Linked DNA regions of Homo sapiens: region 1 is linked to region 2. Evidence: chromatin loops called from intact Hi-C (ENCODE). Cell type or tissue: Panc1. All regions are shown on one strand. Links, peaks and the distances in the headings refer to the core of each region. The heading gives the core; the rest is flanking DNA. Region 1 overlaps TSG1 (tumor suppressor TSG1). Region 2 has its middle 550 kb from the start of TSG1.

Evidence for each region. Hi-C counts contacts between places; a loop is a spot of excess contacts. Peaks named below come from ENCODE experiments on the same cell type or tissue, not always from the same donor. Only the 100,000 strongest peaks of a DNase experiment are listed, where the experiment ranks them.
Region 1: a loop joins it to region 2, with 5 times the contacts of the local background. A loop is called at or near these places in 1 of 110 quality-filtered maps.

Annotation. Positions count from the first base shown.
Region 1 is chr6:93,738,761-93,755,427 of GRCh38, forward strand. TSG1 (tumor suppressor TSG1) reads left to right here. Exons shown (of 10, transcript NR_015362.2): 5 at 1,645-1,689; 6 at 5,356-5,470. Among named protein-coding and RNA genes, the nearest start is that of TSG1, 40 kb to the left of the region's middle. In Panc1, for the core only: no CTCF peak of the experiment used is centred there; no DNase peak of the experiment used is centred there; H3K27ac peaks cover 322 bases.
Region 2 is chr6:94,244,704-94,261,370 of GRCh38, forward strand. No RefSeq gene overlaps it. Among named protein-coding and RNA genes, the nearest start is that of TSG1, 550 kb to the left of the region's middle. In Panc1, for the core only: CTCF peaks have their summits at 10,181 and 10,381; no DNase peak of the experiment used is centred there; H3K27ac peaks cover 1,649 bases.

The sequences.
Region 1 (16,667 bases), core at 4,798-12,797, 510 kb before region 2:
ATTATTGAATTGCAAATACAATTATATTTTTCCTCAGTAGAGAAATATTAAGAGCAAAATGAAAAATAATTATACAAAAATAAGGGAAGTAGGACTTTGCAATGTTTAGAGGCAAAATTTTTCTCAGCTTTTTTTTTTTTTTTTTTTTTAGCTTGGTAAACCAACTTCTCATCTGATAGTATTACTTCTCATTGCCTCAGCAAAACTATTTTTGAATCTACAAAGCCTTTGCCACCATCCTATTCAGGGAAATCTATCACAGTTTTGCAAATCACTCAAATTTTGCAGAAAATTATAATGCTGAAAATGATCACACAAGGCTTCATTTTAGCTTCAGCCTAGTTCTGTTCTTGGATATCAGAATATATTGCAGGTGCTTAATCCTAAAATGACTCTACACAATTTGCTTCTTTCTATCAATGAAATGGTAGTTTCCTTTTAAAAATAATCAATCTCATATCAATCATATGATTATATTTTATATACTCTTTACTGTTATATTAAAACATTCATTTAATTATTTAAAAAGTTGATATATATGGTACTAATATAATATTTTAATAGTAAAATATTACATTATGAGGATACACTAATTCTAAATCTATCTGCCTTAAGAGTAACAATATTATCACAATTTGCTAGAAGGTAATGTAAGGTAAGCAGTTTGAAAGTAAGGAAAAAATTTATTGAATGAAGTTAGAAATTGATCCATAAAAGATAAATGATTGACTTGGAAAATAAGGCACATTTTGTGCAGGTAACAGCTAATATTATTGTCCATGGCTTTACATATAATTCTGGAATTGTCATAGAAAGAAAGTCACTTTTTGGCCACTAACTACTTGCTTCTATCAAAACTTGAAACTTGTTTTAAAGATATCATTTATCATGTACTTTTAAATTGCTTTTCAGCAATGTAAATTTTAAAATATTCTAAAAAATAGTTCTTCAAATACAAGTCTAAAATATTCCAAAAACTTTATAAAACTGCATACAAATGAGGAAATGGTCCTAGTAGGGCACTGAGGTAAAATTAACAATTAGAAGTTAACATGTGAGGTACTAAAAGTTACTGAAAATAGATTTGTGTTGTGTGGATTATTTGACTCCTAAAATATTAATGTCATGATTACCATAAAAGTTCTAGACAAACTGCACGTAAAATTTATAAATCACCAACTAATTAATTTTTGCTATAATTATACATATTCTTATATAGATTCCCACTTATCTACCACAAACAGATTTCTGTTTTTATAATCCAGAGAGAAAACTTTGCTAAAATTCTCATATGAGATAGGCATAAAGTAAAGCAAATGTGGGAAAGCTTTGGTTCTTCCTTCTTTTTGCTTTGGCTGACATGAAAAACTTAATGCTGAGAGAGTTGTACTCTTCTGAAAACAGTAAAAAGCAAAAAATTTCTGGTTATTTTCCAATGACTCCTGCTGCTAAGTTGGTATCACTAGAAACAGACCTATTTTGATGCTCATGCCTGTAGTGATTCTTGCATATTTAGTTCTTAATTATTTGGATTAACTGTAAGAGGTCAAATGCATTTGAGCTATAGTTTTTCACAATTGTATAGTTTCCAAAATATTCTCCTCTGCTCATAAGATATATTCTCAATGGTCAAATCTTTTGCAGGAAAAAAATTCTGGTAATGAACTTACTTCACACCAAAGAGACAAGGTAAGCCTTGAAAATAAGTTCTTGGATCATCTGGGAAAATAGAAAATGTCTAATATTTTAAAGGATAATATCAGTATAGTGTTAAACAAACCTAGTACTCATTTATCCTAGTTGTGAGCCTTTGTGCTAGTTTTGTCATAGCCCCAATTATTAGATTTATCAACTTTTAAATGAATTTTTTTTAATTTTTCAAGGTATTAATTGCTTCCAAGAAACAAACAAACAACATGCAAAGAAAAAAAAAAAAGAAACTATGGTGATGATGGAATATTAACATTTTTATTATTAAATATTTGTTCTTAAAATATTTAATGTATTAAAATATATGTCATAATAACCAAAGATGAATCAAGCAATAGGTCTCAGGGTATCCTGAAACAAAGACTTAGAAAGACATCAATCAAAAATGAACCAAGGATATTCTCTGTGATACCTAGGGATACATGGTCTCACATCTTCACTTCTCTTTTAAATTGTCTTTTTATTTGTTCTCTCTGCAGATTGTTTTTCTGTGCTCACTTGCATGAGGCAGATTTTTATCAAACAAATTCTGATATTAGTAGCATAGTACATTTAATAATCTGCTAAATAATCTTACACTTACTTATTAGGTTACTGTTCATATTTATGTTGATAATACAATTTCAAATAATTGTATAAATATAGGATAAAGCAAACAAGTAATTATATGAATATTGTTAGGAATTAAAGTTTAAATGTAATAGAAAAGATATACAAATATAAGTTCAAGAAAATTTACTAACAACTTGTAATAACTAATTTAATTTGGATACTTTCATATGAACTCATAATATTTATAAAATATGTCAAAGAGTAACTACACTCCCATGTTAATTATGAAATTGTTTACCAACAGCCAAGATATGGAATTAACATTAGTGTCCATCAGTCAATGAATGTAAAAAGAAAGTATGGTATACATTTCTATATGTATACACATGAACACAAAAATGGCACACTATTTAGCCTTAAAAAAGAAAATCCTGCAATTTGCAACAGCATGGATAAACATGAGGAACATTATGCTAAGTGAAATAAGCTAGGATAGTAATGTATGGCTTCACTTATATATGGAATCTAAAAACTTTGAACTCATAGAAGAGAGAGTGTCATGGTGGTTACCAGGGATTGGGAGAAGGTGGAAGATTGGGATGAAAGATATTGGTCAAAGGATACAAGATTTTAGTTAAACAGGAGAATCAATATCATTCAAAAGGCTGTATTGCCCAAAGGAATTTATAGATTCAGTGTTATTTCTATTACGCTACCACTGACATTCTTCACAGAACTAGAAAAACTATTTTAAAATTCATATGGGACAAAAAAAGATCCTGAAGAACCAAAGCAATCCTATGTAAAAGGAATAATGCTGGAGGCATCACACTACTCAACTTCAAACTATACTACAGGACTGCAGTAACCAAAACAACATAGTACTGGTACAAAAACAGACACATAGACCAATGAAACAGAATAGAGAACCCAGAAATAAGACCACACACCTACAACTATCTGATCTTCAACAAACCTGACAAGAACGAACAATGGGGAAAGAATTCCCTATTCAATAATTGGTGCTGGAATAACCGGCTAGTCATATGCAGAAGATTGAAACTGGATCCCTTCCTTACACCATATACAAAAATTAACTCAAGATGGATTGAAGACTTAAATGTAAAACCACAAACTATGAAAACTCTGGAAAGCAATACCTTTAAGGACATAGGCACAGGCAAAAGATTCATGAGGAAAATGCCAAAAACAATTTCAACAAAAGCAAAAATTGACAAATGTGATCTAATTAAACTAAAGAGCTTCTGCAAAACAAAAGAAAGTATCAACCTAGCAAACAGACAGCCTATAAAATGGGAGAAAATTTTTGCAAACTATGCATCTGACAAAGGTCTGACATTCAGCATCTACAAGGAACTCAAATTTACAAGAAAAAAAAAAAAACCAAAATGTGGACAAAGGACATGAACAGACATTTTTCAAAAGAAGATATACATATAGCCAACTCATATGAAAAAATGCTCAATATCACTGATTATTAGAGAAAGGCAAACCAGAGCCACAATTGGATACCATTTCACAACAGTCAGAATGGCTACCATTAAGAAGTAAAAAGAAAAAATAAACAGATGCTGGCGAGGTTGTGGAGGAAAATAAAAACACTTATACAATGTTGGTGGGAGTGTAAATTAGTTCAACCATTGTGGAAGACAGTGTGGTGATTTCCCAAAGACCTAAAGGCAGAAATACTATTTGACTCAACAATTATATCACTGGGTATATATCTAAAGGAATATAAATAATTCTATTATACTATAAAGACACATGCACATGTATGTTCATTGCAGCAATATTCACAAAAGCAAATAAATGGAATCAACCTAAATGCCCATCAAGGATAGACTGAATAAAGAAAATATGGTACATATACACCAAGGAACACTATGCAACCATAAAAAAGAATGAGATCATGTCTTTTGCAGGGACATGGATGGAGCTGGATTCTGTTATCCCTAGCAAACAAACATAGGAACAGAAAACCAAATACTGCATGTCTTCACTTACAAGTGGTAGCTAAATGATGAGAACACATGGACACATAGAAGGGAACAACACACACTGAGGCCTATTAGAGGGTGGAGGGTGGGAGGAGGGAGAAGATCAGGAAAAATCACTAATGGTTAGTAGGCTTAATACCTGGGTGATAAAATAATCTCTAAAACTCATCTCCATGACAAGTTTACCTATGTAACAAACCTGCACATGTACCCCTGAACTTAAAAGTCAAAAAAAAAAAAAAAAGAATCAAGTGAATAAAAGAAGGACAGAATGGAGGGAGAGAGAGAGAAGGAAAGGATGAAGAAATAAAAAGTCACAAGCGCTTCAGGAACCTCAGGTGGAAGGACTGCTTGAGTTCAGGCGTTCAATGCTGCAGTGAGCTGTGATCTGCACTCTAGCCTGTGCAATAGAGTGAGACCCTGTCCCTCAAAGAATAAGAAAAAGAAAGCCATGATTTTCTACAAAAAAAAAAAAGGCAAGAATAATAAAACCAAATTAATATAACAAGTATTCTATCTTCAAAAGTAGTTACAACACCAATTTCTTACTCTAAAAATTGATAATTAAATGGAAACCAGACATTTACTTTGTGTAATGAGGAGATACAGTGAATCCCAAGTGGTGAGGAAAATATTTTTACAGAACAACATAAGGTAATAAATTTTTTAAAAAATTAACATTTTTCAACTGTTAATGAAATGATTGACTCAGGCAAAAATTATCATTCACCTAAAATTGAAGGGGAATTATTTTGGAGAGGAGGATTCATGTGATCATAAAATGTCACTTCCAGATTATTTGCAATTCGAAAAACATTTTTTAAAAATAATGGAAAACATTTGGTGGTCACTGCCTTAATGAAGTAATCAAATTTATCATCACTAATGGGGAAAGTTAACAATATCTGCTTTCTGCAGAATTCAATAAAAAGTATATTTCCTAAGAAGTATAGTGTGTTCCGCTACAACACACACCTTTATGAGGCTAATTAGCTTATACTGATTGGGAAAATTGGAAAATAATACCAGTAAAACATAGATGGTGTGCTGATTCAAATATTATTGTTCCTAGCAGGAGTAGCATCATTACCTCAAGCAATATTGCCAGAGAAAATCTTGACACAGAGAAGACAAGCTCAGTGCTTAATGTGAAAATTTATCTGCACATACAGAACCAGTCCATAATACAGGTAGGTGTATTCAGAGAAGGGCTGGGGGATACAAATGGTACACCATCAAAATTTGCTGTGATCGTTTGAGAAGTGTCTGTTCATGTCTTTTGCCCACTTTTTAGTGAGGTTATTGGTTTTTTGCTTGTTGAATTGTTTAAGTTTCTAAACACATGAAAAAAATGCTCAGCATCACTAATCATCAGAGAAATGCAAATAAAAGCCAAAGTGAGATAACATCTCACACCACTGAGAGTGATTATTATTAAAAAGTCAAAAAACAACAGGTGCTGGTGAGGCTACAGAGGAAAGGGAATGCTTATATACTGTTAATGGGAATGTAATTTAGTTTAGCACCTGTGGAAATCAGTTTGGAGATTTCTCAAAGAACATAAAAGAGAAATATCATTCTACCCAGCAATTCCATTACTGGTTATATATACAAAAGAAAATAAATTCTTATCAAAAGGACACATGTACTTGTGTGTTTATCTCAGCACTGTTCACCATGGTGAAGACATGGAATCAACCAAGGTGATTATCAAAAGGGAAGAGGAATGGATTAAAAAATATATGGTAGATATAGACCATGGAATCCTATGCTGCCGTAAAAGAGAACAAAATCATGTCCTTTGAGGCAACAGCATGGATGCAGCTGGAAGCCGTTATCCTAAGTGAATTAACAGAGGAACAGTAAACCAAACACCACACGGTCTTACTTAAAAGTGGGAGCTAAACATTGGGTACTCATGGACATAAAGATGCCTCAATAGATTACGAGGACAAACAGGATTAAAAAACATGCGTACTATCCTCACCATGTGGGACACAGGATCATTTTTACCCCAAACCTCAACATCATGCAATATACCCATGTAACAAGCCTGTACATGTACCTCCTGAATCTACAAAAAAAATGACTTTTTTTTTAAGAATTTGCTGCAATCTTGGAAAAATTCTTCTTCAAAGTCTTCTAAAAGCATTTTAACTTTTTATTTACATTTGGAAATTCAAGCCATCTAAAATGAAATCTAGCATATGGTCTGACATAGGTGCCAACATTATTTTTATATACATATCCAGTTAAGGTGGCATTATTTATTGAGAAGATGAAGCTTCCTCTATGGCTCTACAGTTTCTCCTTTGTCATAGATTAGTTTTCTCCATTTTTGTGGGTTTGTTTGTAAACCCTGTATTCTGTTCCACTGGTCTATTTATCAATCCTTGTTTCAATCCACACTGTTTATAGTAAAGTGTTATAAGATGATTTTTAGCTATTAGTATAAAATTGCTGATTTGCAATTATTCGAGACTGACTTTATTATTTCCTGCTTTGCATTTCTACATATCTTTTAGAATCAGCTTGTCATTTCCCATCCCCTTCAAAAAACACTACCATTTTTATTGGGATTATGTTGCATCTATATATACGAGAGAATTGTCTTCTAATTCATAAATATAGCATATCCCAATTTATTTTATTTGTTCTAATATCTCTTAACAATGGTTTATTTTCTACTTGAAGTTTCCACAGCCTTCATTAGATCCATGCCATTATAAATGGTATCATTAAAAACAAACAAACAAAAAATTTACTTTCCGTTTGTTGCTAGTATATGTAACTACAATTTATTTTTATACTAGCTTCATGTCCAGTCCAGTGATCATCTCAATTAACTAATCCCAATAATTTGAGGTATATATTTTTTTGAATTTTCTATGAAAAAAAATCATGTCTGCACATAAGTTGATTTTTATTTCTGCAATATAATTATTTGGCTTATTGTACTGGCTAGGCTTTGCCAGATAATTATTAATGGGTCATAGGAGATATCCTTATCTCATTACAGAAGTCATACATCTTTCATTATTTCATCATTAAATCTGATAATTCTTTCCATTTTTAAAATAAATGCCTTGTTTCAGACTAAGAAAACTCTATTTTATTTCTAGTTTTCTGTTATTTAATATTACAAATGGGATTTGAGATGATTATTATAATTCTCTTTTTTGTTAATTTAGAAAATTGTATTAATTGATCTAAAAATTTTAAGCCACCCCTGAAGTCCTGAAATAAATTCATTTTTAAAATTTATACATTGTATTTTATTAATTGATAATTTTTCTTGATAATATTTTGTTTATCATTGTACTTAGTGATGAAATAATTATTTTTTAGGATGTTGGTATCAAGGTTATGCTGGACTCATAAAAAGAATGTGGCATATTCTCAGTTTATAAAAGTGGCTATTTAGGACTGGTATAATTTATTATTTGTTTAAAGGTTTGAGTACAGAGTTTCTTCTGGATATGGAGTTTTATCCAGATAATTATTTTAATTAGATTCAATTCTAATAGGTTTTTAAATTCAATTCTAATTAGATTTTTTATTTCTTCTATCAGTTTTGAAAATCTGTTTTTCTAAGAATTTTATTTATTTTTTTCTATTTATTGGCATAAATTTGTTTATAATATTCTGATTTTTTTGATTATGTATTCCCACAATCACCCTGTGAAATAAACTACCTTAAGATTTACTGGCTTAAAACAATATATACTGCTTTGTGTGGATGGATTTGATTTTTTTGTTTTGTTTTGTTTTGTTTTGTTTTTTGGTCTGGTGAGCTACATAAATTCATTAATTTTAGTTTAAATGTAGATTTGTTTGGGATTTTCTGTGTGAAGACATCATGTTATGTGCAAATAGTGAGAATTTTGGTTCTGCCTTTTCACTATTACATGTTTACTTATTTGTTTATTTAATTTGTTTTTATTGGAATTGCACTTTCTGCTTGGCAACATGGCACAGTTCTTGTAGTCTGAGCTGGGCTTGGAGGGATCACTTACGCAGCAGCAGTCAATTGTGTTAAGCTGAGCAGCTCTGCTTTTCTTGGCTGGGCCCTCTTACATGTCTGGAGCCTCAGCTATGCCTTTATGGCTCAAATGGTTTTGCTTCACATGGTTTCTCATCCATTTGGACCAACTTGAGCTTGTTCGTAAGGAGAAAGTAGGGGCTCAACAGAAAGAGGGAGAGAGATTAGAAGCATGGAAGGCCTTTTGAGACCTTTGCTTAGAACTCGCACATCAACATTTTACACCACATTTTGTCGGTCAAGAAAACTACAAGACCTACTTCAAAGGATGTGGAAGTAGAATCAACCTCTCTATAGGAGGACCTGCAAAGTCACATTGTGAAAGAAAAGACAGAGGGAAAAAGCATAGAAGCCATTTTTGCAGTCAATCTACCATACTCATTTTCTTTTCACCACTTTTATTGATGTAATGTTTTTATCCTTTTCATTGTTACTATTAACATTTGGGCCCTTTTAATACCTATTTTTAGTCCAGTTTTATGGGATTGTTAATGTTATTAATTTTTTTAAAAAAGAAAAATTGGACTTGTAAATTATATTTTCTCATTTGTTGGTTTTCTAGTTCATGAAATTCTGCTCTTTTTAAAATAATATTTGCTATTTCCTTTTTCAATTTTTAAATCTTTTTTGTTTTTATTATTTCCATTTTCAATTTGGGGGAACATTAATTAGCTGTTTTAACTTTTTACAGAAATTTTTAAGTAATTGATTAAATGTACTTTTTTGCAATATATACATTTCAAAATATTTTCTACTTTCCAATGTTTTCTACCTAGACAAATAAGCTACTTATGTGAGTCTCTTTTTCTACCATAGTGATGAATTTTATTATTTGTTTTTCTTAGTTCTATCAGCTTCATGCTAAATTGTTAGGTTAGAAAATTTTTGAGTAAGAACTGGATATTAGATGATTTTAGGAAATTACTGCTAATTTTATTAAGTATGCAAATGACATTTCTATAGGCAAATATCTTATTCTTAGAAAATGCATGATGAAGGATTTAGAGAAAAAGAAATCTGACATCTGAAACCTATGAGCAAATGTATAAAACAAGTTTTGCTAAAACAATTGAGTACATAGCATGTATATAATATAGTTAAAATTTAACAATTACTGAATCTAGACATCAGGTGTGCAGATATTATAGTATAATTCCTATAATACTCCTGTATGTTTAAAGTTATCATAATAGAAAATGTTGGGAAAAATTTAGAAATGATGTGGACCTCCTTCTGAACTTGTTTTTTAGAGACCTCAGCATGTTGACTATAGGTAGTAAAGGCTTCTTACTGAAAGATGGGTGTGTTTCTTTTTGTGTGTTAATACTGCCAATCCAGCAATTAAGTTAATTATTTTCTCAAAATCTTGCCTAGTATTTTGATAAGTAATTATCTATCCCACATATCTCTGTATTACTAATCCATTTGGACTATCCTATGGAAGAAAGTGTTTGGTTCCCCAATGTTACAACCTTAGTGGACATGTAATGTCAAGTGACTACAGATGAAAACTTCTTATTTCCCAATTTAAGACATAAGGCCAACTTGACCTAAAAGTAATTCTACATTCTCTAGGTTTTCTCTGAGAATGTATTGCAATTCCAACACAACTAATAAATACTAATATTTGGGTCTTGTTTAATTTCAATGACCATAAGCCTACTCAATGTTGCCCAAGTAAAGTGAGATTTATTATGCAAATATTAATAGAATAAAAGCCGATTATGGCATCAGAAAGAAAAAAAAGTGGACTATCATATTTTGATAATAGATTGGTTTTAGCTTTTTTCTCTGTCTTAAGTGTCTTCTTATCTTTTGAGAATCTTTGTCTCCAGTTTGTCAGAAGAGACTGTCTGATTGATTCAGTCGATTAATGGATTGGTCATCATTGGAAGAGTGGTCTTCCTCATCCATTCAGATATACTTATGTGAGAGAGAGGACTTATATTATATATTCAAATAGGAAAACCATAGTGGTTTTCAGTTTTAAACTGGAAAAGCAAAATAATTATGTCTGTATTATATGAATTTAGCTCTTGTTTTATAATAGATGATAGGAGAATTTTTATCTTATCTTGTTTGTGTCATGATCAGCTGTCTGGAATAGGAGGTTTCCCTGTATACATCAGTTCATTGGTATTATAAGAAATGCCTCAGAACTTCATCAAGATGTAGCAAAGTGTTTAGATAAAATAGAACTACAGCAATAATAGAATTGTAATTACAGCAATCATAGAATCTTCTCTGTTATCTGATCCATGAGTTTGCCACAGGAATTTCCTTGAAGTTATGCAAAAGATGAGAGAAAAGATTTGCATTCACATCTATCATTCTACAATAACATGAGTCATGAGAACTTGCTTTATCTTAAGGGAGGTTTGAATGGATGCACTCTGGCTGGACCCACCTATCTCATGGAGGCAATTTATTCAATTTAGTAAACATATATTATCTATTATAACCTAAAAATGTTATGTTTTGTGGTAGGATTAATTTAAAAATCAATATCCTCATAGAACTTAAAGTTTTATGATTATAAAATACACATTAATTTGTGAACAATGGTGTTAATATGTGAAAAATTATTAATATTGGTGATATAAAATGTAAAAGGTTAGTTCTTAGCATGAATTATTAAGTAACTTTTCCAGGCATGATAAATAATGGACTTGACAAATGGGTAAGTTTTGGATAAATAGAGAGGAAGAGGGAGGCACAAAAAGAATGGAGGAATGCCATAGTAAAGTGCAATGAATTGAAGATAGGGTACTATGAGACTATAGTCTAAAACTGTATTGTTTTACAGTAACTTTTTGGAGAAAAGTAAATTAAACATATCCTCTCCACCATAACTTTATGGGGAATGCTGTTGTGCTTTGTGGACTCAGGATTGAAAAATTATGCTGAAAAATTCTGATGAATCTGAAAGAGATGTTTTATTTCTTTGCTAGTCTAACTGAAAACTTAATGACTCAGTCAAGCTGTATGTGTCATTTTGTGATTTAATATTATTTATTTTCTCGAATACAATCCAAACACTGAAACAAGCACAAAGACATACCATGGATTATGTTCACTGCTTCTTGGCAAAAGTACAGTGAATGGTTTTACTCAATTATATGTTCATTGTTTTTCAAATGTTATAATTAAGATCTAATAAAAACCCTATTAAATAATGTGTTTTCATTAAAAATATCACATTTTATAGGGCTCTTTTTATTTAAAGCGTTAAGAGAACTTTTGACTATTTTTCCTAGGAAACTTGATAACCCTGAAAATTCCTTTTCATAGAAGATCATAAGTTCATGTTAAGCAGTAAAATGTATAATTTATAGTGAAAGCCTATGCATTGTAAAATAATTCTTATATTTATCTCCCACTCGTGCTCTAGAATTGGCAGATATTTTTATCACTATTCTTCACATTTGTATCTATCAAATGGGGTTGGTGATATTCTTATGGAGTGTAGTGAAGATTAAATGAGATACTTGCATAGATTTAAATGTGTGAACCAGTGTAAGCAGCTAACACATAGAAACTGCTGTAATAATCCAAATCAAAATCTAATAACAAAGTGGATGGCTAGGGTACAATTTTAACATTATTAATGTTATGACAAAGATATAACACAGTATTATTACATTATAATCCTGCCACATTCCTGCTCTTCTCTTTAGACATTATTTTACATCTATCTTTTTTCCCTATAAATAATCATCTAGTTCTGTGTTCTTTTTTGAAATCTCTTTTTTCTCTGGTGAAATTATTACTCATCAAAAAGCATTCAATACTTAAAATGTGAGCATATAAATACAAGTTTTAAGTGGTTCAAAGTACATATAAATTCTCTGTTGGAATTTGAAGATGTGACTTGACCTCTAAGTTGACCTTTAAGGATTCTGAACAAATTGAGATAAGATAGGTTCAGCAATGGTCCAAATGTTAGCTTTTTTATGGATTAAAGAATAAGTCACTACTGTATTATGGGGAGGGGTTAAAGCCTGAAAGAGCTGCAGGAATGAGAGGAAATTTTTACTTATACTCTCTTGGAACAGCAGAGATTATAGGGAGAGATTTCTTTATCATAGATGCAGAAAACAGAAAGGGCATATTCTCCTATACCATGATGCCTGCTTATAGTTGGGAGATAAGATATGTATCCCAGTTTCTTAGTGATCAAGAGACCATTTATACCAAAGGGGATGCTAAATATACTTCTGAGGCTTAAACATGCATGATTCTTCTTACATAACTGTCATAATTTACTCTGACCTGTCTCATTTCTGTTTTAGTAATTTCAGCAAAATTTAAATCTATATACTATTTTAATTTATTTCTACTCCTGAAACTCTAAGAGACTATTGTTTTGAGTGAATCTGTATTTTCTTCTTTTGTTCCAAGGCCAGGCAACTCTTTCTTTGAGAAGTGTCTAAGGAGTCCCATTACAGTAAGACCCATTTTGAGTGTCCTTAGACATTAAGACTAGTCCTTAAATTAGAATAATTTCATGATCAGTTGAAGTAAGCTGTTCTTTCTCTTTAAATACATAGATGCTTCGTGAGGATTTAACATAGAAATATTATTAATAAATCCATATTATTTGAAACCTGTGTGAACACAACACAATGAACATTTCAAAAAAATAAATTCCTCTTCTCCTCGACTTTCTGGTTAATTAGATTTAACTATTTTTTTCTTTTGTTGATACACTTTAAATTTTGTTTTAATATCAATAATTTATCATTCATGTAAAGGTTATTCTTTAAACACTGGAGGTAAAGATACTAGTAACATAATATGCTTAATTTACTAATGGTGATTGTATCTGAGAAAATGAATTCAGCTACATGTTATGGAAAATCTGACTCAGACTGCTCCAACAACAGAGAATTTGTTGGCTCATCAATGGAAGTCGAAAGATAGGGTACATTTCAGGGACAGTTTATAGTTTATTTCAGTGTCCTGGCCTATGTGTGCTTGTTTCTGTGTGTGTGTGTGTGTGTGTGTGTGTGTGTGTGTAATCTTAATTGTGCATGTTGGTTTAAACTTCAGGCAGCATTCCTCAAGGTGGCTCCAGTTTTCACATTTCACACACTACAGCATGCAGAGGAAGAGAGAATGCTTTGTCTTAACATTCCAAGAAAACTCTGAGATTCCTCACGATTGGAATGTTTACAACATATGTCTGCCTCTATGCTGCTCATGAGTATAGAATATACTGATTAACTTAAGTCAAATATTGCCTATCTTAGGAAATGGGGGTATGGGCAGCTATATACAAGGCTTGGCTGTGTGCTAAAACTTAGATACCTTAAATAAACTGAAATTTTTATTATTAAATGGGAAAGGGGTGCAAAAGTGATCCACCTGCTCACCACAACCAATCTTCTTTTGAAACATAATCTTTTGTCCAGTGTCTTTTCTTTATGATAAAAAGCAGCTTTATTCCACATTGCGCAAAGAACAAGAGCTGCTATGTCAGTGTGGATAATGTTTTGCTTTACAAATCTTACAAGTACATATTTAATTAATATCATGATCCTTCACATTCAACTTAAACTCTTGGGCTAATTATCTCAAGAGTGATCCATTAGATGATTGGGGACAACATTTAAGGTATCAAGATCTATTTATTATTTGTCCAAACATCACAGTGGTGGTGTTTTTAATTTCAATTAGAATGTGGTATCTCATGCTTTCTAAAATTGTGTTTTAAAAGTAATATTTTATAACTATATTTCAAATATTCTTATGTTTCCATTCCTGGAAAAGGCATTATAGGTTGAAATGGTGGATCTGAGTTCTGATATCCCCTTGGAAACAATATTATAACAGGAAGTTATGTTCCACAACAAGGGCCTGATTAATTTTTTTGTTTTATTTTATAAATGGCTAGAAATAAACTATCTTATCAACTCTTAAATAACATATAAACATATAAGAGCAATAGTATGACATTTTTCAGTGTGTTTATTGAATTGGACAATATAGTATCCACATACATAAAATTTTATAAATTCTGATACAGAATTCTAGAATTTTTTTAAGAAATGAGATAAAGGAAATATTAATTGGGAACAGAATTTAAATGAATCATTTGGAGCAATTTTTTCAGGAAATTTCAAGATATTTTAGGACTCTCAGGGATAGCTGCTGGACTTTGAGTATTTGTTTCTCTAGTTGTTTGTTTCTTTATTTATTTGGAAGCTGGTTTATGGATGCTTATTTTTACAGCTTCTACTGATAATTGAGATATCCTCCATAGCAAGCAAAAGCTTAGGTTCCTCTGTGTTTGACATTGTATCCTCTTCTTCAACAGTGACTTTGTAGCATAACTGTGTTATACATACCACGTTTCAGAAAAGTCATACAAAGTGCAGTGTTGTAACTGACAATATTTTGATTTTTTTTTATTTTACCCAGGTTTTTTTAAGCATATTTGGAAGCAAGAGGTTGTAGAGTTTGAAGGGAACTTTGAGATCTTCCTGTCCAATCGTACATTCATTGTGAATTGCTTCCCCCACAGAATAAACAGTTTTGTTCAGGTGTTAGAAATCCAGCTCAGCCTAACTGAAGTCAGAAACAGGGTTTTAATTCCCTCACAGAACTAAAGAAGTCAGAAATGGAACTGACTTGAGGCAAAAGTTGATGCCAAGAGGACTCTTTTCATTCTGATTCTTTGGGGTGTTTTTCTCTTTTTTTTTTTCTTTTTCTTTTCTTTTTTCTTTTTTCTTTCTTTTTTTTTTTGAGAAGGAGTCTCGCTCTGTCGCCCAGGCTGGAGTGCGGTGGCACGATCTCGGCTCACTGCAACCTCCACCTCCTGGGTTCACACCATTCTCCTGCCTCGGCCTCCCGAGTAGCTGGGACTACAGGCGCCCGCCACTACGCCCGGCTAATTTTTTTGTATATATTTTTAGTAGACACGGGGTTTCACCGTGTTAGCCAGGATGATCTCGATCTCCTGATCTCGTGATCCGCCCGCCTCGGCCTCCCAAAGTGTTGGGATTACAGGCGTGAGCCACCGCGCCCGGCCTTTTTTTTACTCTCATTCTTTTCTCCTCTCACTATGCTTCCTCCCTGTGATAGTGAACCGGACTACTACCAGCTTTAAAGTTTAATCAGATTAGCTATAGATTCCAGGAAAAGAGAGTCTTTCTCATATATGGTTGCGTATAACAGTAGATAATAAAGTCCAATTAGTCAGACATGGGCCATGAGTCCACACACTGGTGTATGAATCTTCACCTCTGAAATGTGATACAAACCCACACCATGTGCACAATCCTAGAGAAGTGGAGAGCTATAATTAGACTCCTCTCATCAGATCTATATGGAGTTTGGGAGAAGTGTTTCACAACATTGGTGTGCCCATAATCAGAAAAAGGGTGAAGAGATGGCGGACAATTAGAAAGATTAGGAGTCCATAGTAGTTTGTGAAAATGTCGCTTCATACCTGTGGTAGGCTGAATAATGGTCCTTCAAGGATGTCCACATCTTAATCCACGGAATTTATGAATGTTATCTAAAATGGCAAAGAGGATTTGGGAGAATATCCCCCATCATCAGAGTAGTCCCTAAATGCAATCACATGTATCCTTTTTGAGGGAGGCAGAAAGAAAGAGAGAAATTTGACACGCTATGAAAGAGGGAGAGCCATTGTGACCATAGAGGCAGAGATTGGAGGGATACAACCAGTAGAATCCCCGCAAATGCAAGAAGTTGATTCTCCTTTAGAGTCTCAGGAGGGATCACAGTCCTGCCAACACCTTGATTTTGGTCCAACGATACTGATTTTGGGTTTCTGGCCTTCACAACTGTAAGAGAATAAATTTCCTTTGTTTTAAGCCACCACATTTGTGATAACTTGTTACAGCAGCCACTGGAAACTAGAACAATACCTAGTGAATTGATATTTTCCTCATTCTAACTGTTACTCACAGATTAATCCTATCTGGATGTCTCAACAACCAAAAATACGTTAATCTGTTTTCCTTTCCTATTGCTCCTTGTGGAAGTTTTTCAAAATAACTCTCAAGATTTTCTTGTTAAGGCGACATGTATTCAGTTTTGCATGGTTGCCGGTCCTTCAGGGTAATTCCACGGTACCATCCTGCCTCACATCCTTTCAGAAAGGAAGTATGAATTACAGAAAATACCATGGATATTTTCATCAAGATAAGTAGGTTTAACACTGGCTTCAGCAATTGTAGTTGTTTCATTTTCTACATATTGACTTATTTGATTTATACATATACACACATTAATTACACACTCATATAGGAAATCTGGAATACAGTAGATACTAAAATACTGTTAGGTACCTATCTCAATTAATCATTATCTTA
Region 2 (16,667 bases), core at 5,926-13,925:
CCATTTGCTCCCCATCCCCACACATACACAGCCTCTCCTAGTATTCACGTATCCTACCTGAGCGAGATGTTTGTTACAACTAATGAAACCTAGAATGAAACATCATAATCACCCAAAGTCCATAGCTCACATTAGAGTCCACTCTTGAGGTTATATATTCTCTGGGTTTAAAATGACATATATCCATCATTACAGTATCATAGAGAATAGTTTTACTACCTTAAAAATCCTGTTTTCTACCTATTTATCTCCCACCTCTATCCCCAGGCAATAACTGATCTTTTAAATATCTTCATAGTTTTGCCTTTTCCAGAATGTGATATAGTTAGAATCATACTGTATGTAGCTTTTTCAGATTGGCTTCTTTCACTTAGTAACATGCATTTAAGTTTCCTCCATATCTTTTTACAGCTTGATAGCATATTTATTTTTAACACTAAATAATATTCCATTTTCCAGATGTAGCACAGCTTATTTATTCATTCACCTACTGAAAGATATTTTGGTTGCTTTCAAGTTTTGGCAAGTATGCGTAAAGCTGCTTTAAACATTGGTATACAGGCTTTTGTGTGAACGTATGTTTTCGATACATTTTGGTAAATACCAAGGAGTGAAATTGTAGATTGTATGGTAAGATAATATCCTAGGTGAGATACTAATGTCATCATATTGGGGATTAGGTTTTGTCTTAGTCCATTTGTTCTGCTATAACAAAACACCAAAGCCTGGGTAATTTGTAAAGAAGAGAAATTTATTTTCTCATAGTTTTAGAGGCAAATAAGTCAAAGATGAAAGTGTTAGCAGGTTTGGTTGTCGGGAAAGGACTGCTCTCTGCTTCCAAATGGTGCTTTGAAGCTACATCCTCTGAAGGGGAGAACTGCTGGATCCTCATGTGGCAGGAGGTAGAAGGACAAGCAAGTAGAATACTATGTGAAGCCTCTTTTATAAGGGCCTTAATCCTATTCAAAAAGGAGGGGTCCTTATGGCCTAATCAGCTTTTAAAGGCCCTATTTCTCAATGCCATCACATTGGCCTTTTAGTTTCAAAACCTAAGTTTTGGAAGGGACACGTTCGAACCACAGCCGGTTTAGACATTTAAATTTGGAGGAGCACAAACGTTCAGACTATACCATGGTCCTTTTGTTTTCAAACCATATTTACAGTGTATGGTAATTATATAAAACTTATTTGAACATCAAAAATTGTCAGAGATTATTTTTCTAAACACTTGTACCACATCTAATCTTTCCCTCAGATTTTGAAACATTTTGTTAAACACACTGGAAGCCAATGATTAATGTATAAATATCCTCCATATTATTTGTTATCAACTAAAAAAATGTAGTCCTAAGAAATAGCAAAAGAAATTACAAAAGTGCCATTCAGAAGCTTTTTCAGAGTTCACCAATAGAAATCATTGTTTCTTTAACTTCTTAGTGCAATACATGTCATTTCCTGAAGTTTAAGAACTAATTATTTGCTATCAAGTATCCTTCCATTAGTTATTCCCAATCCCTTTTTTAAACGGAAAACAGGTTTATATTTTAAGAAAAACATGATGTTAAATGTGTCTAAATCATCTACGTATAAGGATGGAATAAGAGGTCATAAGCAAAGTATTTTGATAAACCCTTCAATCTATAATAGAAATGGATTAACATTAAACATAATGACAAAATGCCACCTCTTCTGAGCTTACAATGGTTAAAAAAATAAAACAGGAAAAATCTTTTTATAAAAGCATGAACACAGTTTTAAAAAACCTTCCCACTTTCGACTGCAGAAAACATAAATTATATACTTTGCAACCAGCTGTAATGGTAGGCATAGGCAGCTGGTCCAATTTACTGTATAGTACTATTGTACATATTGTTTGATGGACAAATTACTTATAATTTCTAGAAGTGCATCTTTGCAGTTTGATATTTTTAAGCAGCACTCCAACTACTTGAAAAGTTGTAAACTTTTGGAGAGGCTAATTCTGAAAAGGCTTTGCCATTGCTGAGTGTGTTTTTCCACATCATAGTTTACAATAGCCTATTTTATATGTTCAAAAAGTAAACAGAAATGCATGATGTTTTCCACAGTTTCAGGAAATAACTTAGTGAAATTTTGATGATTTCTATGTTCTGATTCTTGAAATTAAATCTTTTACTATGTTCATTGCAAAAGTATATATATGCACCTCAAAAATCTGCCATCCCCACAAAGGAATACGAAGGAAAAGGAATTCAAATCATTGGAGACCATTGAATTGGGGTCAAATATATCGGAAAATAATTCATGAATTTGAGAGCAGAGTTATTAAAACTTTTTATCTTCTCAAGCCAAAGGGGGAAAAGCAAGCACCTAGATTAAAATCAAAAGTCACTTTACCAACTATGAAATTATAGGAGGATTCGAAATCACAAAAGCATACATTTTTTTGTGTGTCTGAATTTGTCTTTTTACATGTGTTAATGTGTAGAATCAAGGGGAATGAATGTTAAAAAATTCCTGTTCTCTCTTTTAGTCCATTGTCCCTGCCAGTCAGGTGCTGTAGAACTGTTTCTTATAACACCAGAGCAAATGTGTTTATTATTTATTTTTTTTCCTGACTTCTCTCCTTCTTTAGTAAGCCTACACACTGCTGCTGCCACAATGTAGTACCCAGACTTACTTGCTCTTGAAGATGTGTGTTCCACTGCTGACATCCTGCTCCTCTGGCTGAATCCCTTCTGCAATGGTAGTCACAGATGCTCTGTCAAAAGTGGAATTGTAAAACTACTATAAATGGATATTAAGTGGACTCTAAATGATTATCAGTGTTTTTTCTCTAAATGTTTCCCTTCGTTTTTAGGGTTTACTGTTTTTCTTGAAAATCTGGATATGCTTAAATGAGGATTAACTCATTACACCTGTAGGTCACCTTCACTGACTCTGGCCTTGTGTTTTGAGCATTTTGTCTTAATCTCAAAGTATATTTTCTGCATTCATGATGCATGTTTCTTAAGCACTGACACTAGCTTTATCTTTACTCCTTTGTAGGAAGCTCCAAACAACACTGCACAGAATACATCTATAGAACCATAAGTCTACATAGCAGCATCCATGGTCTATAGATACTGTGAATGATTTCACTTTTTATATAAGGTTTAAAAGTATTTTACATACTACTTCACAACTTGTAGACTGCTATCTCTGGTATAAACATTTTTCTGAGCCCCAGATCCATATGTTGTGTTGTCTACATGGCTTCCCAATTTGGGTGCACAATGATATCTCAATCTCAATGGAACCCATAATCTGCTTCCCATTTCCCAGATCATTTTTATTTCTAACTTTCACATATAAGGGAACACAACTACCAAACATGCAGTTTTCTAATTAAAGAAAAGAAAATAGACATCACTTTGTATTATTAATAATTTGCTATGATTACAGTAACAAAGTGCCACAGATTGGGTGGTTTAAACAACAGAAGTTTATTTTCTCACAGTTCTGGAGATAAGAAGTCAAAGATCAAAATATTCACTTGGTTAGTTTCATCTGAGGTCTCTTTCCTTGGCTCATACCTGGCTGTCTTCTTCCTGTGTCTTCATATTGTCTTCTATTTATACCTGTCTGTATCCAAATTTCCTCTTCATATAAGGGTACCAGTCGTTTGGGATTAGGGACTCCATTAATGATCACATTTTACTTTAATTACCTTATGAAAGACCTGTCTCCAAATACAGTCCTGTTCTGAGTTACTGGGTGCAAAGGCTTCAGTATGTAAGTTTCGGGGGAACAGAATTCAGCCTCTAATATACCTTTAATCTGTCATCCTCACTCTCCTATCTACAATCATCACGCCTTGTTGGTGCTACCTATTACATATATCTCTAATATGTCTACTTTTCTCCATTATACTCCACTGACTTAGTCCATGACAGCAACAGGTTTTCACTTAAACGTTTGCAAAGACTACTAGTCTCACCCTCTGAAACTTACAACTGATTATACGATAAGAGTGACTGTAGAAAGTAGTATCCATAGTTCTGCTGAGTTGTAAGAAAGAGAGGAGCTGCCAGGTTTCACAGGAGCCCAGTAAATAACAAGCCAAAATTGAAAGCTAAGCCTTTAACCACTTATACCAAGGTATAAACAAGAGTCTAAACTGAAGAAAGCACCAAACTAGCCTGTCCCATTTTCTACTATGGAATGGTGTCCCATTTTCTACTATGGAATGGAATAGTTAGGTGGGTCAGTACATGCGGGAGGAGTCTTAGTTGTTGAGGGAGCCCTGAACAAATGGACTTTGTAATCAGGTGGGTGGGGAAGGTGGTTGGAGGATGAGGAGGAAGGTCTAGAAGTGACAAAGTACTGGATACTGAGTCAGAGTGAAGAAAAGTTTCCCCCCTTCTCCCCTGTTTATCATCATAAGGAGGCTTGAAAAAGACTTCTATCCATGGCCTCAGGTACAGAGATTAGGAATACACATAACTGTGGTAGAAATGCAAACACACTTAAGAGCAAGATTGGCCAGGGGACTCTGAATCTTTAACTGCAATACATTGGCTGCACACAAACACTGGTTTATGTGTCAGGGATGAGCGGCAGCTTTCTCCAGTGAGAACTGCCAGGTAAATCTTTTGTAATTGCCTAGGGTAGGCCCGAAAAATCACACAAAAGATTTTAACCAGGAACCGAACGCCTTGAGTAGTACAGTCAGGAGATTTAAGTTACAGACATTGGGATTAGACTTCATATGTTCAAATCCTGACTCTGATACTTGTAAATTTTGTGACCTTGGGAAAGTATTTTAAACTTTCTGTATTTTACTTCTCCCAATTAAATTTGATATAGAAATACTATGTATATTTTAGGGATTTCTGTGTGTCTTAAATAAATTGATAAATGTAAAACTTTTAGAACATTACCAGGCACATAGTTGATCAATACATATTAACAATCATTGTTATACTCATTATTATTATGAAGATATTTCAAGGGAAACACAACTAAAAATGTAATTTAAAATTAATTTAATCACCTTATTTCAGTTTTAGAAATAAAACTATATTTCCATAGGCAGATTAGAAGAATAACAAAAGAATATATGGTCATAATGTAGTGCAAATTATCCTTAAGTCATTACTAAGATGAAGTAACTTAGGTAAATATTTCTATATGTAAAAATGGAGTCCCTGTAAGAATATTATATACTAAACAGTAAATTGACATAAGTAGGCATATTTTCCTGCCTCAGAAATGAAATATGTCCAGGTCTTATCTTTTCTCTAAAAAAATCCAGAGGGTCATTTATCACTATTCTTGTGCCTTGAATCAAAATATATTAGTATGCTGAATGCAATCCTAGAATTACCTTAACAAACACACTTCCTATCTCTGAGTTAAAATGTTCTGGACAATAAATGAGAAAGCAATATAATGCTCTTTATTCATAGGAGCAAGATCAGTTCAATACTTGGTTGTATTACTGCATTGCCTGAGTTTTAATCATCTTTCCTTTATTATAAAGCTCTAGTTCTCTCAATGCTTTGTTGACTTTCCATGAGAGCAATTTCAAATATTTACTTTTAAAAATTCTGAGGAATAAATTTATTAATTTTACTATGTTAAAAATGAACAACTCAATAAATACATACAGTATAATAATAATATGCCCCCTTGAAATTTCTTAATTTCAGAAAAAAAATCAGAATGGTATCAATATCTCCAGTGTTGACCAATATTTATTTAATTAGAGCTATGAGAGAGCTAAGGTTGTTTCTAAATGCAGGGTAGTGGATCTGAAGAGAATTGTGGTAACCCTAAGGTTTGATACAACCCAGTAACCCTGCATGTTAAATGCTTATGCCAGTGGTAATGCCTCAGTTTTTTAAACCTAGAATCATTATAAAGACTCTCAATCATAAGTCTCTCTAATCCTTATATGGAACTATTTGAAGTTCTTTAATGGCAAACGTTAAAATACTTTGTTCTAGTCATAACTTGAACCAAGAGGAAGTTTAACCTTATTCCTAGAACTAAATTTCAAGAGCCAGCTACATTTCACTATTGATCAACTTCAAAATTAGGTGGCATAATCACTTTCATGAAGCATATTAGAGAATCTCACTCTGCCAGCATGAATGCCTTCTCTGTTGTCTATTATATATTATCACCATCACTTAAAAATTTCACCATCTTTATTCCACTTTTTCACTTGAAAATTTTTGTATGAAGACTCTTACGTTACACTGCTGCTTTGCCCGTGAATATGGTGCTCTCACTCAATTGCAAGCCTAAGCAGTGTGTCAAAAAACTTGGTTAAAAGCATAAGCAGATAGCGACAGACCAGAAGATAAAATATTGAATACTGAGACTTGATTTGTAATGAATCTATATCCCAGATGCCAAAATCATTTGGCTACCCATAGTTTAAGAGATCCAAGAGAACACTTCAAAGAAATAGATACAAGGGACGACGAGTCTTTGAACTAAGAGGTTCTTTCAGGAATGGAAACACAAATTGCCAAAAAACCACAGATGTTCACCACGTGAACAGGTGAAAAAATACTACTCTTTCAAATATATTTATCAAAGTCTTTTCTGCCTTCCTGTAATTTCATTTTAAATGGGCCTTCCTTTTCAGCTGTTCTCTACTTAAACTACCTAATAAGTAAGGACAGATTGTATGACTACATTAACAATGGTGAGCCAGAAACTCAAGGCCTTTTCTGGGCCTCTTTTCTTTGCATGTGTAATTTTCTAATTGCTGTTCTCTAAAGCAAGAACTGCAATTAGAAAAAATGTTATCTGAGGACAAGAACTAAACTGAACATTATTTGGCACTTCAAATTGTTTTCTAGCATTGAATTATTGTAATGGAAATTCTACTTAAAAACTTGGTTTGTCATAATCACCTGCAATTGAGCTTATGGTTTATTTACATATATGGATTTCCTTGCTATAATTATCATCAGATGACAGGCATATTCATTAGTATCCATACAAAGTTCATTGGAAATGTCCTTAATAGCAATTAGTGCAAGAATGGAGATCAGTAAAATATATTTTTTGATGTATTCATTTATTAGTACCATTGTACACATATTAAGATGGGCTGTAGTAGATTAAAGATGACCACACATTATTTGCTACTTCTCCCAAGAGGTGAAGTCTAATTCCCTTCTCCTTGAATCTGGGCTGGATTCAGTAACTTATTTGGGTAATAGAAAATTCCAAGAATGTTTTGGGACTTCTTAGGCTAAGTCCTAAGCCTTGGTACTTTCTTTCAGGCCTCTTAGAACACTTGCATATTGAAATAAACTGCCAATTTGTGAGGAAGCACACAAAAGCTCATAAAGAGGAACTGAGGCACCCAGCTGACACACTAACAGAGCTCCCAGATGACAATCAACACCAACCTGCCAACTATGTGAGTGAGCCATCTTGAAAGTGAAGCTTTCATACTTCATCAATCAGCTGATGCTACATAAAGATAAAAAAGCCATTCCTATCAAACCCTGCACAAATTGAAGATTTGTGAGCAAAATTAATGATTGTTTTCATTAAGATGCTTAATTTTGAGATTATTAGTAATGTAACAATAGATAATTAGAACAAGGACTATGGCTTAGATTATTTAAGGAAGAACAGGAAAGGGGTTTTTCTTTAACTTGTTTTAGTTTTATTGTTATTGTCTTTGTGTTTGTTCTCTTTATTTATCCAAGTGTTTGTGTACCAACTGAAACACATGTGTGAGGAACACCCCTATAGTTTCCTAACAGAAGTTTTTTTTTTTTTTAATAGAACTTCCTTTATCCAGGTAATTCTCAGTATTTGGGAACTAGGAACATATATTAATGTAGTCAAATCAGCATCGCTCTACATAGGCTAGAAAATAAAAGTGAAATGAGGAATGTGATGATAAAGGAACACCATTGATATACAGTGAGAGAACCCTAATTCCCCTCAGCCGTTCCTCCCTGCCTCAGTAGCTGACAGTATCACCCAGTCTGTTGTCCAGAAACAAAAGATAGGAGTCGTGTTTGTTTCCTCTATATCCCTCAGATTTTGATATTCAGTTCACCTTGGATAATACCTACATTATCTCTTATTACTTGTCTACTTTTCTTCGTCTGCATTTCGGCCTCCATGATATAAGTCAAGATCCTTTCTTACCTATGTGATCACAATAATGAAATTCTCTTTTTCTTCAATACAATCCATTCTCAAATAAGAGGCTAGAATGATCTTTTTAAAAAGAAACTTTCCAGACCTAAGCAAGATCTGATCTCCAACTACTTTGTCTGGGTATCTAGGTTTTGGCCACATTATCTTCTTTTTGTCACTCTGACGCTACAAATATAGTCTACCTTTTCTTCCCCAGAGCTTTTTCTACTGCAGAGACTCTCCTTTAGGTCCTGAATAGTTTAATCTGGATCTCCAAGTAGCATGTTCGTTTAGTTTCTCAGATCTAAGGTCTCAATCTGAGTATTTCCCTCCTTCAATCTCATTCAATGTTAGTTTCTTCATAAAACTAAACACTCTCTGAGATTACTTTGCTGATTTATTTATTTGTTATTTATTGAACATCCCCTCACCTCAGCCAGCACACAAGAACAGATAAAATATTTTTCATTGCTGTCCCAGAGCTGTGAAATGTCTTGTTTCATGGTAGGTTCTGAATAAATATTTGTTATATATGCAAATAAATAATTCTTATATTTGTTTCTAATAATGTGTTTCTCAAAGACTTTGAACCATGTAATAGGCATAATGCCATAAATTCTCATTCAAATTCTTCAGAAAGGTAATTATAAGAAATCTTTACTTATTTTTTACAGATAGTGCAGATACACTAAGTGATATTTCATGAAGTGCATTCGAGGCAAAGGCAAGGGCAAAAAAAAAAAAAAGAAAAATGAGCCAGCCCTTACACTTTATTCTAATAATTTTAAAATTCTATTAGAAGTTATACTCATTCTCATTTTCTGTTGTTATTTTTCTTCTCCACTCAAATGAATTCATTCAAATGTTTGAAAAGTTTCAAATGGTTTTTGAAAAAGTGCCTCAGTAATAGTAAACATGGATAAACACTATAACCAAGAAGAAGATAAAAAGAAATTCTACAGATGAGAAACAATGTCAGTCTTTTCTTATAGCAGCCATATGGATTTGGGAGGTGAAATAATTTTGAAATTATTAAAAACTTTTAAATATTGATAAATCTGTTTCACAAAGCAACACATGATGTTCGTCCAATTCTCTTTACTTAATGCAGGTAAGAAATTGTGTAACATTAAACAAAATATTTTAGAAATTAAAATATCAAATTTGATTCATGATGCAATGAAAGATTATACTCTTAAAAGCAGTGGTGAGTTTCAGTGCGAAATCTCGAAGTCACTCATTAATACAGGTTTTCTACTAATGTGTAACTTTATACTAAATATTACTTTTTTAAATTTTCAATACTCTTTGGAGGGTGTTAACTGAGTTTATTTGTGTCCAAACACTTTCTTTTACTCTTCTGATCAGAAGTATCTCTGTTAGCAATATATATTTATCTTTTTTATATAATTCTGAAGTAGAGAATCTGTTAAATGAATGTTCTCACCATCTGGCATCCTTTAAATTTGCAGCAGTAAAATTAGGAATTGACCAAATTTATAAAGATTTAATAAGCCTGCACACTACTTTATCTCTCTAAAAAGCATGAATAAATACAGCAAGGAACTGTATCATTTTTTTGAGGAAACAATTTCAGTAGGACTTTATACCTACTGCTGAAATAATTTAGTTACTGATAGAAAATTACTTCAGTAAATGTGTTCATTGAATCTCCTGTCTGTAGATGAAATCATAAAATGATTTATTAAATAAATCAGTATGTTATGTATCTGAAAATGAATATTTAAAAATAAGATCAAAACAAAATCAAAGCTATAGCCAATACTTGTAAGCACTATGTGCCACGCACTACTAAATTCTTCTCATTAGTTAATTTTAGTAATTAGCTTCATTAATTTACTCCACTTAATGTCCTGGCAAGGTATAAACTATTTTTATACCCAGAGAGTAGTGCTTAGAGATATTAAATAAGTTTATCTCCCCAAGCCATATAGCTGGTAAATTTTGAAATTAGCATTCGGACCAAGGCAGTCAGGCTCTTTGGAGCACAAGGTCCTGACTATTATGCTGTACTGCCTCCCAATGGAAGTTCTAGGTTTCCAGCACATATGGATTTATCCATTATAGCATATTAGAAGATCATGATCTTTGGAATTAGGCATAAGTTCTCAAATAGCAGTTCTGCTGTTAACTAGTTTTCATAATTTTGAAGGTCTCTAATCTTTCTGAGCTTTGTTTTTTGGTCTGTAGTAAAAAAAAAAAAAAAAAAAAAAAAAAACAACTTTCCCTCCTCTCAAGCATTATCATGAGAATGAAAGATTTTTACATAATAAGAAGTGTCCAGCACTGTATTTGACAGAAGCCTGGTGATTAATAAATGTTAATTTTTATTCCTTACTTCTTAATTTGACAAAGAATACATATAGAAGTCAGAGTGTGTGCCATAGTAATCATATGTAATTTTAAGGACTAGAAAAGTCAATAAATGTCATCTGTTAAACAGGCCTGACTTCCTAAAAAATCTGAATGTTCCTTTGACTGAGAGTAAGAAACTATCACCAACAACAGGAAGGTACCCAAGCTTGTCTCATAGGTTTTACTCTGACATATCCTTCACAGAGAGGTGAAACATGTTTAATCTATATTTAGAAGTAACTTCCAGGTTATAAGTTCTAACTGATAGCAGTTCTGGGTTTGTGTCAGTGGCAGCTTTTCAGAACATAAGGAGAAAACCATGGAGCAGACCTGCATGGCATTAAGAAATAATCAGCCTACTGAAAATGGCTATGCAGCTTTTACTCAGCAGAAGAACACTGCATGTATGGGGTGAGTGGGGACTGAAAATTAACCCATATTTCATGTGCTAAAGCCTCCAATTATGCTCTGGAAATAGACAACCATCACATGAAAAGGAAGATCGGTGAATGCTCTAATACATCCTCATCATCCCTTACATGCACAAAAATCACTAGGTAGTCAGGCACTCAGGAATTCAGAACCATGTGTGTTTTTGCACTTAGCCCTAGTTGTACAAATATGTGTTTTAGTTAAAATTATTTTTGGTGTGATACACTAATAATTAATACTTAATATGGAAAATTACTCAGAGATAGCTAAATTACTCAGAGATAGCTATAATTATGGTGAAGTTATTTTCAATATGGTATTTGCATATATGCATAAACATTATTCTCCCCAAAATAAGTTTTATCTTATCTATTCCATCTTATAAATTATTGGGTCAATTAATATGTATTTTTCTTGATTTTTCCGGTGCTATAAAATGTTATTTTCAACATGTTTTTAATGTTTGATAAGCACGCACCCATATTGTTATATCATAATTTATTGTTATGGTTTATCATTGAATTTTTTTCTTACATGTTGATAAAAAGCAGAATTTGGGTTAAGAATATGGTCATTTTAAGTTTTCTTTATTTGTCTGATTTAAATAAATAGCCAAATTGCACTTTACAATTGCTGTACTCTTTTACAAAGTCAACAGAAATCTATCAGAAAGTCATTCCACCACAGTCTCATAAAACCTTGATATGGTATTCTTTTGTGTCTTCAAAAATCGACAAATGTTGTCTTATTATAATATTAATTCTATACTATTATATTAATTTTTCTTCAGAAGAAATCATTTGCTTATCTTTATTTGCAAATTATCGAGTCATGTATTTCCTTCTATTGGGATGTTCATCTTCTTAAAAAGTTTGGAAAGCACTCTTAATCTGTTTTGGGGAAAACATTGAAATAAATAACGGAATGAAAGAACAAAAACAATAAAAATCTTAGCTAGAGCGAGAAGTATTTTTATGAGTTAAACCATCTGTATCTCTGCAACTCAGACGATCATATAGAACATTTCCAGCACCCCACAAGCCACACTTTCTCATCTTTCATTCACTTGTGTCACCAAAAGTAATCACTATTTTGACTTCTACCACCACAGAAAGATTTTGCAAATTTAAAAATTTTAGATAAGATAAATCATAGTGTTTGGCTTCTTTGCTCCATATTTTCTATGCAATTGATCTAAGAATTTGCTAGAAGTAATAATTCATTTTTAAAATTACTATGTATAGAAGGATTATTTTACTACTCTTAATTACTTTATTTTATTTTATGAACTGACTATAATATATATTCTACTCTTTATAGACATTTCTATTTATTCCATTTATTATACAAATGTTTTTATACTTTACATTTTCTCTAGGTGTTATAACTTCAGTGTTATATTTTAAAAGTTGTTTATTATATGTTGAAATAGATTTTCGTTTTCATGTAACCAAAGTATTGATTTTTATATCTTAATTTCACAAAAAGACAAGTTATTGTCTTCTTTTTTATTTCTAACAGTTTTTCAGTCATTATTCTGGATTTTCAAACATGATATATATTTCTTGAGAACAATTTTGACTTCGTCTTACTAAATTTCTACATTTTTCTCTAGTATCATTTTCGTGACTTGAAACATTTACTATTGCTTTAACTTAAATAAGAATTTTTCTGGCATTAATTTGCTATGCATGATGATCATGTTGGATTTGAAATATAGTCATTTTTTCAAAGAAAGGTACACACCTATTGTTTGAGTTATTAATTTAAAAATCTGGAATGAATAGTTTATTACAAGATTTTTCAGCTTTGTGAAAGTGTTATTATAGTTTTTACAGATGGATAAATAAATCCGATAGTTTCTAATATTATATCATACTTACATTTCTAGAATGATCCCTATTTGCTCTAAATGAATTAATGCTATGCAGCTATATTACATCTGCAATACTTGTATTTAGCATTTTATATTGTCATTCAAAAGCAAAATTGGTCTTGTTTCACCTCCATTCTTAAAATTTTTTGGCCTTAAATTTTGGAGACTCAGAATAATGAATGTAAGATATTTCCTCCTTCTTCAGGCTTTAGAATTTCTAACCCTCATTATGTGGTTATCTGTTTTGACAATTTAGTAAAATTTATTCGCCAAACTGCTTGCCATTTATGCTCACAGGAAGAAAAGAACCCTCACATAATGTTCTATTCTTTCCATGATCACAGGCCAATTTTTTTCTGGCTCTCCTATAGAAAATTATAGACATATATATTTTCTCAGAATATTGTTTTTTTCAACCAAGATTTTCAAATTTATTTGAGCATTATTTAACAAATTCCAACGTCCCTTTATTCTGTTGACTTTGTCATTTTTATTTTTCTGTTATTTATTAATACAAGATTTCCAGCTGTATGGAAATGTTACCATAATTTCTTACAGGTGGATAAATCAATCTAGATATATAGATAATTTATAATTTTGTATCATGCTTACATTTCTAGAATGATCCCTACTTGGGATTTTCAAATTTATTTGAACGTTATTTAACAAATTTCAATATGCTTTTATTCTGATTACTTAGTCATTTTTATTTTTAATTGTATGCTTTTATAATTACTTATCTTTTTCTTTATTAATTTTGTTATATATTTAATATTCTATTATTTGTATGTATTACATATTTTTTGTTAATTTACTTCTGTTTTCATTTTTATTAATTTTTTATCTTTCCTTACATTTATTTTGGCCATCTCCATCATTTTTAGTTGAATGTCTAAGTCATTTTTTTAAATATATATAAATGAAAGTGTTATGAGCATAAATTTTCTTTTAACTTCCTCAATTATGAAAACACTATGTTGTCATTATATATTTTTCCAGTTAATATGCAAATTTAGGTATTGATTTTCACTCTGCCAACATGAATTTTTAAAAAGAGAAATCTACATCTTTGGAGTTTTTTGTGGTAAATTCAAGGTTATTGAAATGTTTATTAATATTTTTATTAACTGGTAACCTCACTATATTATGGCCAGAAAACATGGTGTATATTATACTATTTCTAGTCTTACAGACTTTCTTAAAGTATGAAGAATAGTCATGGTCTCTTTTCACGTTTCACGGTTTACATTATTAATCAGTATTCTACAAAGAAACAAAACAAATAGGGTATAGGTATAGATATAGATATAGAGAAAGAGACTTATTATATGGAAATGGCTCTTGGAATTCTGGAGGCTGAGAAGTCCCAAGATCTGCAGTTAGCATGCTGGAGACCCAACAGTGCTGATGGGGTAGTTTCAGTTAGAATCTGAAGGCCTGGCAACCAGGGGAGTTTGTGTAAATGCCAGTCTTAGGGCAGGAAAACACTGAGGTCCAGCTCAAGCAATCAGGCAGGAGATGTTTCCTCTTGCTCAGCCTTTTTCTTCTCTTTGGATTGCAATTAATTTGATCAAATCCATGCATTAGGGAGAGCAATCTGCTTTACAGTGCTTACCGATTCAAATGTTAATCTAATCCTAAATTAACCTCAAAGCTACATCCAGAATAATGTTTGACCAAATATCTGGGCATCCTGTAGCCCAATCAATTTGACATGTAAAATTTAACCATTATAATGGGCATAGGAAATGAAAGTGCATTATTGATGTTCAGGACATAAAATGCATTTAAATGTATGTGTGTGTTTAAGGGTGTGAAAAGAGGGAGAGAGAGAGATAAAAAGAATTGTATCTTTATTAGTGTACAGTATTCTAAATGTTATTAATGTCTCCAATATATTTACTCATTTGTGTCTACATAATCAGGAATAGATAGAATTTCAGTTTACTACAAATGTTTTGTTTAATCCTTTGTATTTAAGTTTTGTTTATTCCTTTTTATTTTTGAAAAGTTTGCTATATAAATTCTAGTCTCATACATAAAATTTTATGATTATTATTGTAGATTTTTACTGCTTATTATAAAACTTTGTTTCATTTTATGCTCTTATTAAATTTGACCTCATTTCTCATTAATAATAGCATTATTGATTTCTTTTGATTTGTACTTTACAAGTAGTTAGGTTTTTTCTTTTGCTTTAACTTCCAACTAGTCATATACATATACACAGACAAAGAGAGACACACACACACACACAAACACACAAACACACACACACACATGATAGAGTATATGGGTCTGGGTCTTCTTTTTTATCAAATAATAGAATATTCATTTTAAAAAATGAATTCCATATCATTAAATGTTTCATTAGTCTTACTGTTGTTTGCTTCCAGAGATTGATTGATTGATTGATTTCTCTTTATCTCGCTCTCTCTTTCTCCCCACTTCTTTCCTTTGAACTCTCTTTCTTTCTCTCTCTTTGTCTTCCTCTTTCTTTTTCTACTTTGGCCAGTAACTTCTAGGTTCCTATTCCTACTTTGATATGTGAACATTTGGTTTGATTAGTATAATTTCACTTTACAATCATTATTTGTGATTATTCCACACTTCATTGAAGATGAATATTTTTGTCATGGAATTCCCTTTTTATTGCTTTATTTATTTGTTTTTCCATAGGGTTAAATCTAAGAATTGGGATGGACATACTTTTACAGGTAATACTTTAAATGGAAATTACATTGCTCATTTTAATAAATTGTTGTAGTGAGGCTGTTATCTTGGTTCCACTCTCTTGTAGTGAGTGTAGACTGCAACTCTACTCATTAGGTGGCTATATCCAATGATTACTATGGAAACTAGGAAAAAAAAAAACAATGAAAACACAGCCTTTTAATTGTGAACTGATAAACACATATGTTAACTAACTAAATCATTAATATGATAGATATGCAAGAAGGGCAAATAAGGGCTATGGCATTCAGGAGAGACAACAAAAATCACAGATCATTTGTAATTAATGCCAATGATCTGTGTCTCTAATTCTATTGCCTATGGGTCAGTGTATGTAGAGCGATGGGTTTATTTCAAGAGACTGAATTCTAGTCCAAATTCTCCTGTTTGTTGGCTTTGTAATTTTGACTGAAATACTCCTTATGCCTTGGCTGCCTTATTTGTGAAATTGAATATTGATGACATTCTTATAAGTTTGTGTGGATAATTTTGGAAAATTTCATAAAATTTTATTCAAAACATTTTGGAATTATTATTTGAATTAATATAAACACAAGAAAACTGCTTGAAAGGAATAAAAGATAATATTCAGCATGAAAAGAAACTAAGCTTGTTTACTTTTAGTTAATAATACAGCAAAGGTTATAAAAATACCCATGATATATCATTCAAGTGGGTGTGTTACAGTACACAGTCCATAGTCACTCTTAACTTAGCATTTCATGACCTCATTCCCACCTACTAGTATGTTTTTTCAGTCCACCTGCTAAACTAATGTGCAAATTTGTTCTTGTTAATCAGTTTAATCAATCTATAGAGAAGATGAAAAATGTTTAATGATGATTAACTTTACTCCTCAGTAGATATTATCAAGGACATTATGCTCAGTATCATTATTTGTAAAATTCTTATTTTTAATGTATTATTAGTCCTCTTTCCTCCAGATGACAAAAACAAAACTGGGTGATTATTTAACAACCAAGTACCACCAGCTGGTGCTCCAGGCTGGTAGAAGTTACCATGTGTACAACTTCATCCTACCATAAATTCATATAAATGAGAATGCAAAAGGCAAATTAAATTCATAAATGCCTTTGGATATGAAGCA